2 separate regions of the Mus musculus genome follow, and region 1 is linked to region 2. Evidence: chromatin loops called from intact Hi-C (ENCODE). Cell type or tissue: left cerebral cortex. All regions are shown on one strand. Each heading gives the region's core, and the rest is flanking DNA. Links, peaks and the distances in the headings are about the cores only. Region 1 overlaps Tbc1d22a (TBC1 domain family, member 22a). Region 2 overlaps Tbc1d22a (TBC1 domain family, member 22a).

What was found. Peaks named below come from ENCODE experiments on the same cell type or tissue, not always from the same donor. Only the 100,000 strongest peaks of a DNase experiment are listed, where the experiment ranks them.
Region 1: a loop joins it to region 2, with 2.9 times the contacts of the local background. A loop is called at or near these places in 3 of 42 quality-filtered maps.

The regions. Positions count from the first base shown.
Region 1 is chr15:86,485,764-86,488,573 of GRCm38, forward strand. The region is part of intron 12 of Tbc1d22a (TBC1 domain family, member 22a); the gene reads left to right. Among named protein-coding and RNA genes, the nearest start is that of Gm34965, 120 kb to the right of the region's middle. In left cerebral cortex, for the core only: no CTCF peak of the experiment used is centred there; DNase peaks (open chromatin) are centred at 1,269, 1,309 and 1,818; H3K27ac peaks cover 1,100 bases.
Region 2 is chr15:86,248,677-86,251,486 of GRCm38, forward strand. The region is part of intron 4 of Tbc1d22a (TBC1 domain family, member 22a); the gene reads left to right. Among named protein-coding and RNA genes, the nearest start is that of Tbc1d22a, 36 kb to the left of the region's middle. In left cerebral cortex, for the core only: a CTCF peak has its summit at 1,769 (motif pointing right); a DNase peak (open chromatin) is centred at 1,801.

The DNA.
Region 1 (2,810 bases), core at 280-2,779, 240 kb after region 2:
CACAGTGCAAGTCTGCAAAGCACAGTTTGCTGTGGTCTGTCCTTAGGCACTGAGGTCACCCTAACACTGACTATGTTGGGAGTCAGAGATCCTTAGTAGGACGGATTTAGACCAACCGAGATGGTGTGTGGGCCTAGCACAGTCTGCCCTGCTGTGGTCCTTTGCCTGCCACTGCCTCTTAAATGACGTTCTGTATGCTTTTGATTTACTGGGTGATAGCCACTGAGACAGAGCCTCTGCAGCCCTTCCTGTTTCCTGCAGTGAATAAGAGGTGGGGCTTATTCGGTATGACCTCCCTCCCTCTGGTCACAGATAGTCTTCGGCCCTTCCATCCTGACTTGGTGAGACAGTCATGGTTCCTGTCCCCCAGTCAAGGCCTGTTCTGCATACTCCTGAGCTGAGGGCATGCAAGAGGTCCCAGACAGCTTTGACTGAGGCTCCTGGCATCCGAGTTCACCAGATGGCTAGTAAGCACCCAGGAAGCCCTCCTTGTGGTCAAGCTCAGAGCCAGGGGGATGGCCTAGCAGTCATGGCTGTAGCGTACACCTTAGAAGCCAGGGCCTACCATCCATGTGAAATTGCAGCTTTGCCCTATTAGTAGGTATGGACAACTATGGGGCTACAGCCTTCAGCTGATGTCAGCTGCAATCCTGAGCTGCAGTTCCCTGGAAGGAACTCCTGCCCTAGGCAGGTGCCTGGACCCTGGAAAGAAATCCCTCAGGTCAGAAATGTAGTCCTTTGCATATACCAGACTCTTCAGAGTCATCTGAACCCCACACTTGACACCATTGAGCCTCTAGAAGTAGGCTTCAGAAGGCTGGCAAATCCTGTGGGGTGGAGGAGGGGTTCCTAGGCAGAACAGTCTCTGGCTACCCACTTCCTCCCCTCAGCATTCTCTGTGCCATGGGGCCCAGCATAGCCCTGAAAGCAGGCTGGTCAGCCTCATGCTCTGGGTAAGGAAGGACATGGAGTCTTGGCTCCATACTCCTCTCTGGATCGATTATCAGTTCAAGAAACCTCGTGGCTGGCAGAATGTTGAGAAGCCCTCCTTCAGGGCATGGGGCGTGGTGTGAGTCCCTCCACTGTGCAGTAGAGAGTTCACCCGGTCCTGCTGGTAAGGAAACACTGCCAGGCCAGCTCCAGAGGAGGAGGGAAATACTTGGCTTGCCTTTGAAATTGGAAACATTGGTTTGAACACTCTCCACTGCAAAAATACAACCCTTAGAAAAGAGCATTTTTAAAAGAAAGCTACAGGGTAGCTCTTCCCACCCGAAGCCCAGCTCCTCAAGAGAGGGACCTGCTGCTCTGCCTCTGTCGGCATAAAAAGGGCCACGAGTGCCTGTGTGGCCCCCATATCACCTCACTTGTCGTCACGCACCAGGGTATCTTCATGCCTCTTGAGAACATATTTTTAAACTGCTAAATAAACACCCTATTGTATGGCTGTGCCAAGGCTTTTTGTACACCAGCAGGGGTGGTCTTTTTCTCTGACATTTTATTGCTAAAGAAATTTAAATATGGGGAAACGGAAGGCATGGTTGAGAGAATAGCACCTTGATTTGGCAAGCAGACAGATTTATTCAGCTCTTGATTGCTCGTCAGGGGTTGAGCCTGGGGTGAGTGAGCTGGAAGCGCATCATTAAGACCACCACCTTCACCAGGGCAATGGGCAACCCTCACTGCCAACACAACTGGGCTTGAATCACCTAGGAGATTGGCAGGGTGTACCTCTGCATGGCACTGTGAGGGTGCTTTCAAAAATAGTTAACTGAGCGGGGGACCTGCTCTGGCTGTGGGCCACAGCATCCCACAGACTGATAGGAAAAGGAGAAATTCAGTGAACACAGTTCCCCCCACACACACACACACACTCTGCTTCCCAGCTATCAAAGCGAGGGCTGCCCTGCTCTGCTGTGCCAAACCCTCTGAAGGCACGGGTAAAATAAATCCTTCCTTTATTGAGTTGTTTGTCTCAGTTGTTCACAGCAGTAAGAGAAACACCGGAGGTGATCTGTATGCATGTGTGAGCACAGGCCTGGGACCTAGGTCACACTAGCAGAGTTCTATCAGTTCCCTGCTCGCGCTCTCTCTCTCTCTCTCTCTCTCTCTCTCTCTCTCTCTCTCTCTCTCTCTCTCTCTCTCTCTTTCTCTCTCTCTTTCTCTCTCTCTCTCTCTCTCTCTCTCTCTCTCTCTCTCTTCCTCTCTCTCTCTTCCTCTCTCTCTCTCTCTCTCTCTCTCTCTCTCTCTCGTGTGTGCTCTTCTTATGTATAATATACACATCAGCCCATCAGCCTTGGGTACCTCATAGGCACGGAGTTTGCCAAGGGAGGCTGGCTGGCCACAAGCTCCAGGAATCTTGCCTCCCCGGGGCTGGGATTTCAAGCACACACCACCATGTCCTGTGTTCTTGTTGGTGCTTTGAACGTGGGTGCCAGGGATCCAACTCAGGTTCTAGTGTTTGGGCGATAGATACCTCACCTACTGAGCCGTCTCCCTAGCTCAGGATCTGGTTTCGACAACTGTTCCTGCCAGCAGAGTGGGCTCACACCTTGTGGGCTTATGCCAGGTTTGCTGGTGGCCACAATGTCTCCAGGCTGTCATCTCCAGTCCATTTTGGAGCACATCTCTTCACTGGCCTCCTATTTCTGTAAACCTTCTAAACCTCTTCCTGTCTTTTGCCAGTTTGTTTTAGAGTGTCACTAATCCCCCCCCCCCACACACACACACCTCCATTTTATACATGTGCCTAACACACGATGTTTCATGTTGACTATGGCACAACCTTAGCCATACAGTGCAGAGGAGTGCAC
Region 2 (2,810 bases), core at 247-2,746:
TTTATTTTTAGTTGGGAGACTTTACTCTTGCTTTGGTCTCACTGATTATTGTACAGTCATATAAGCTGTTTATATCTGGGGTTTTGGTCGGTCATGTGTCTATATCAACAATTTCCAAATTATTGGACTAGAGGTTTTCCAAGCATGCCCTGGTGACCTAGTGAAGTTCATGCTTGTCTAGTTGAACATCTACTTTGTCATCTCTAGTTTTACTAATCTGTGCCTTTATACTCTCTTGATTAGTTTATCTAATGGATCGTCAATCTTGTTTACCTTTTCAAAAAGCCAGCTCTGTCACTGCTAGGATATTTGCTTGTTTCATTGCTTCTGGCCCTCATCTTTATTGTTTCTTTCTGTCTACTGTGTTTGGATTGGCTTGTTCTTGCTTTCCTAAGTTCTTTAAATTATTTCTATTTCATTTTATGACTATGAGACTCTTACCTGGATACCTGTCTGCATGCCATGTTCATGCCTGGTGCCCACGGAGGCCAGAAGAGGACATCAGACATCTTTGAGTTACAGACACTTGTGAGCTGCCATGTGGGTGCTGGGAATCCAACCTGGGTGCTCTGGGAGAGCCGTTGGTACTCTTAACTGCTGAGCCATCGCTCCAGTACTTTGTTTTTCTAAGTTTTTAACATGTATCATTAAATTATTTATTTGAGGTACTTGCAATTTTCTTTTAAATCAGCTGTAAACTCCCCCTTTGAACTACTTTCACTGCGCCCATAGGCAATAACCTATGAGGTTTTATAGCTTTACATTTTAGCAATTTAACTTTTCTCTCTTTAATCTGATGATTGTTAGGTGTGTGTCAGTCTCCATGGATGCCGTGTTTGTTTGCAGTCTCTCTTGCTGTTGGTTTCTGCTCTGTAGTCCATTGTGATCAGATGGACTGCAAGAAAGCCTTTCAGTTTTCTTGATCCAGCGTGTCCACACTCTGATAATAGTCTGTCTTCTACTTGATCTGTTTTATTGGTGAGGTCTCCACTGAGTTATTTTTGACTTACTTCAATTTGATTTTTTTCAGTATTTATATTTATTGAATTCATCCTTCATTTGCTGTATTGACATCTTTATTTTGTTCAGCTCTTTGTATTGTCTTTGAATTCATTCAGGAGTTCATGTCCTCTTTGATTTTGCCAACATTCTTAAAACCGTTCCTTTGAATTCTCTGGCATCCATCTGATTCATTCTCACTGAGGTCTGTTGTTGTTCCGTTGAAGGAGTCACATCACTCTGACTTCATGTTTCTGCATTGGGACTTGTCCATCTGGGGTTTGGTTGTTGGTTATGTATTTGTTTTTTTTTTTTTTTTAAGATTTATTTATTTATTATATGTGTACACTGTAGCTGTCTTCAGACACTCCAGAAGAGGGCATCAGATTTTTTTTTTGTTACAGATGGTTGTGAGCCACCATGTGGTTGCTGGGATTTGAACTTTGGACCTTTGGAAGAGCAGTCGGTGCTCTTAACTGCTGAGCCATCTCACCAGCCCTGTATTTGGTTTTTATTTAATTTCTTTGTGGTGTTGGAGAACAACCTAGGGCCTTCATGCTGAGCTGTGGGCCCAGTCCCAGAATTTTCTTTAATCACCTGCATGCTTTTGGTTGGGTTTGCGGTGTCTAGGTGGAACTAGCTTATACTCCTGAGGTGCCACTCCCCTCCGCATGCTGACCAGGGCTGTTACGGGACTGGTGGGCATGTAGTGCCTCAGTGAAGAAAATGAGGTTGCTTATGTTGTTGGTTTCTGCCTCAGACAGCAGGGGTCAGCCTTCCCTTAGGAGTGGTCCAGCCCTTAGCCTGGGAGTCACTTCTGAGTATTCGTCCCAGCTTCTGCTTCTTTCGGTTTGCTTCGAGGCTCTGCTGTGGCTTAGCCTACACTTGTACTTACCCTTGTGCCGGGTATGTTCTTGTTACCAGCGCTGTCTCAGCTTGAGCATGACTGCAGGGTGCTCCACGGCTCTGTGGTTCTCTGGGTCTCACTTTCTAAGTGGGTGGAAGGGATCCTCGCTGAGTTTCAGGACAGGCCAGCTCCTTCTGTGAGGTGCCATATGACTGTTCTGGGGTGCATCTCCCAGTGGTGCCGGGTGATTAGTTTTCAGATTCCCTCGGGATCTGCTACCTCCTTGCTCCAGTGATGATGGAGCTTACAATGCTGCTTCTGCTTCTTTGGCTTATTGGTCTCTCCATGAAAACTTTGTTTTCAGTGATTTTGCTTATGGGGTTTTTGTTCCTTTTATCTACTGGCCCTGGGCAGGGGAAGGGAGCTCTCCTCTTCGTGCTTCAGTCCACCATTCTAGATCATCGTCTGTTTGTGTAAACTAGAAACTCAGTATCTCCGTGCTTACCTAATCTCCACAGTCCACTCTGTGCGGTGTTGCTCCTCCTTACCAGACGTTGACGGCTCAGATCCATCATTTTCTTCCAGATTCCTAGGGACACCAGAGTGCTGCTGGTCTCTAGTCTGCTGTCCTCTGCCCTTGCCTAGTAATGGAAAGCAGACTTTTGAGTGGAGTCATGGACTGTCCAGCTATCTGGAGTGATGTTGGTGATGTGGATGGTACTGGTGAGGATGTGGTAATCAAGGTCGATGGTAATGACAGAGAAGAAGATGATGGCAGTGCTGCTGCTGCAGCTGACAGTGCTGATGGTGACAGTGCTGGTGGTGACAGTGCTGGTGGTGACAGTGCTGATGGGGACAGTGCTGATGGTGACAGTGCTGATGGTGACAGTGCTGATGGTGACAGTGCTGATGGTGACAGTGCTGATGGGGACAGTGCTGATGGGGACAGTGCTGATGGTGACAG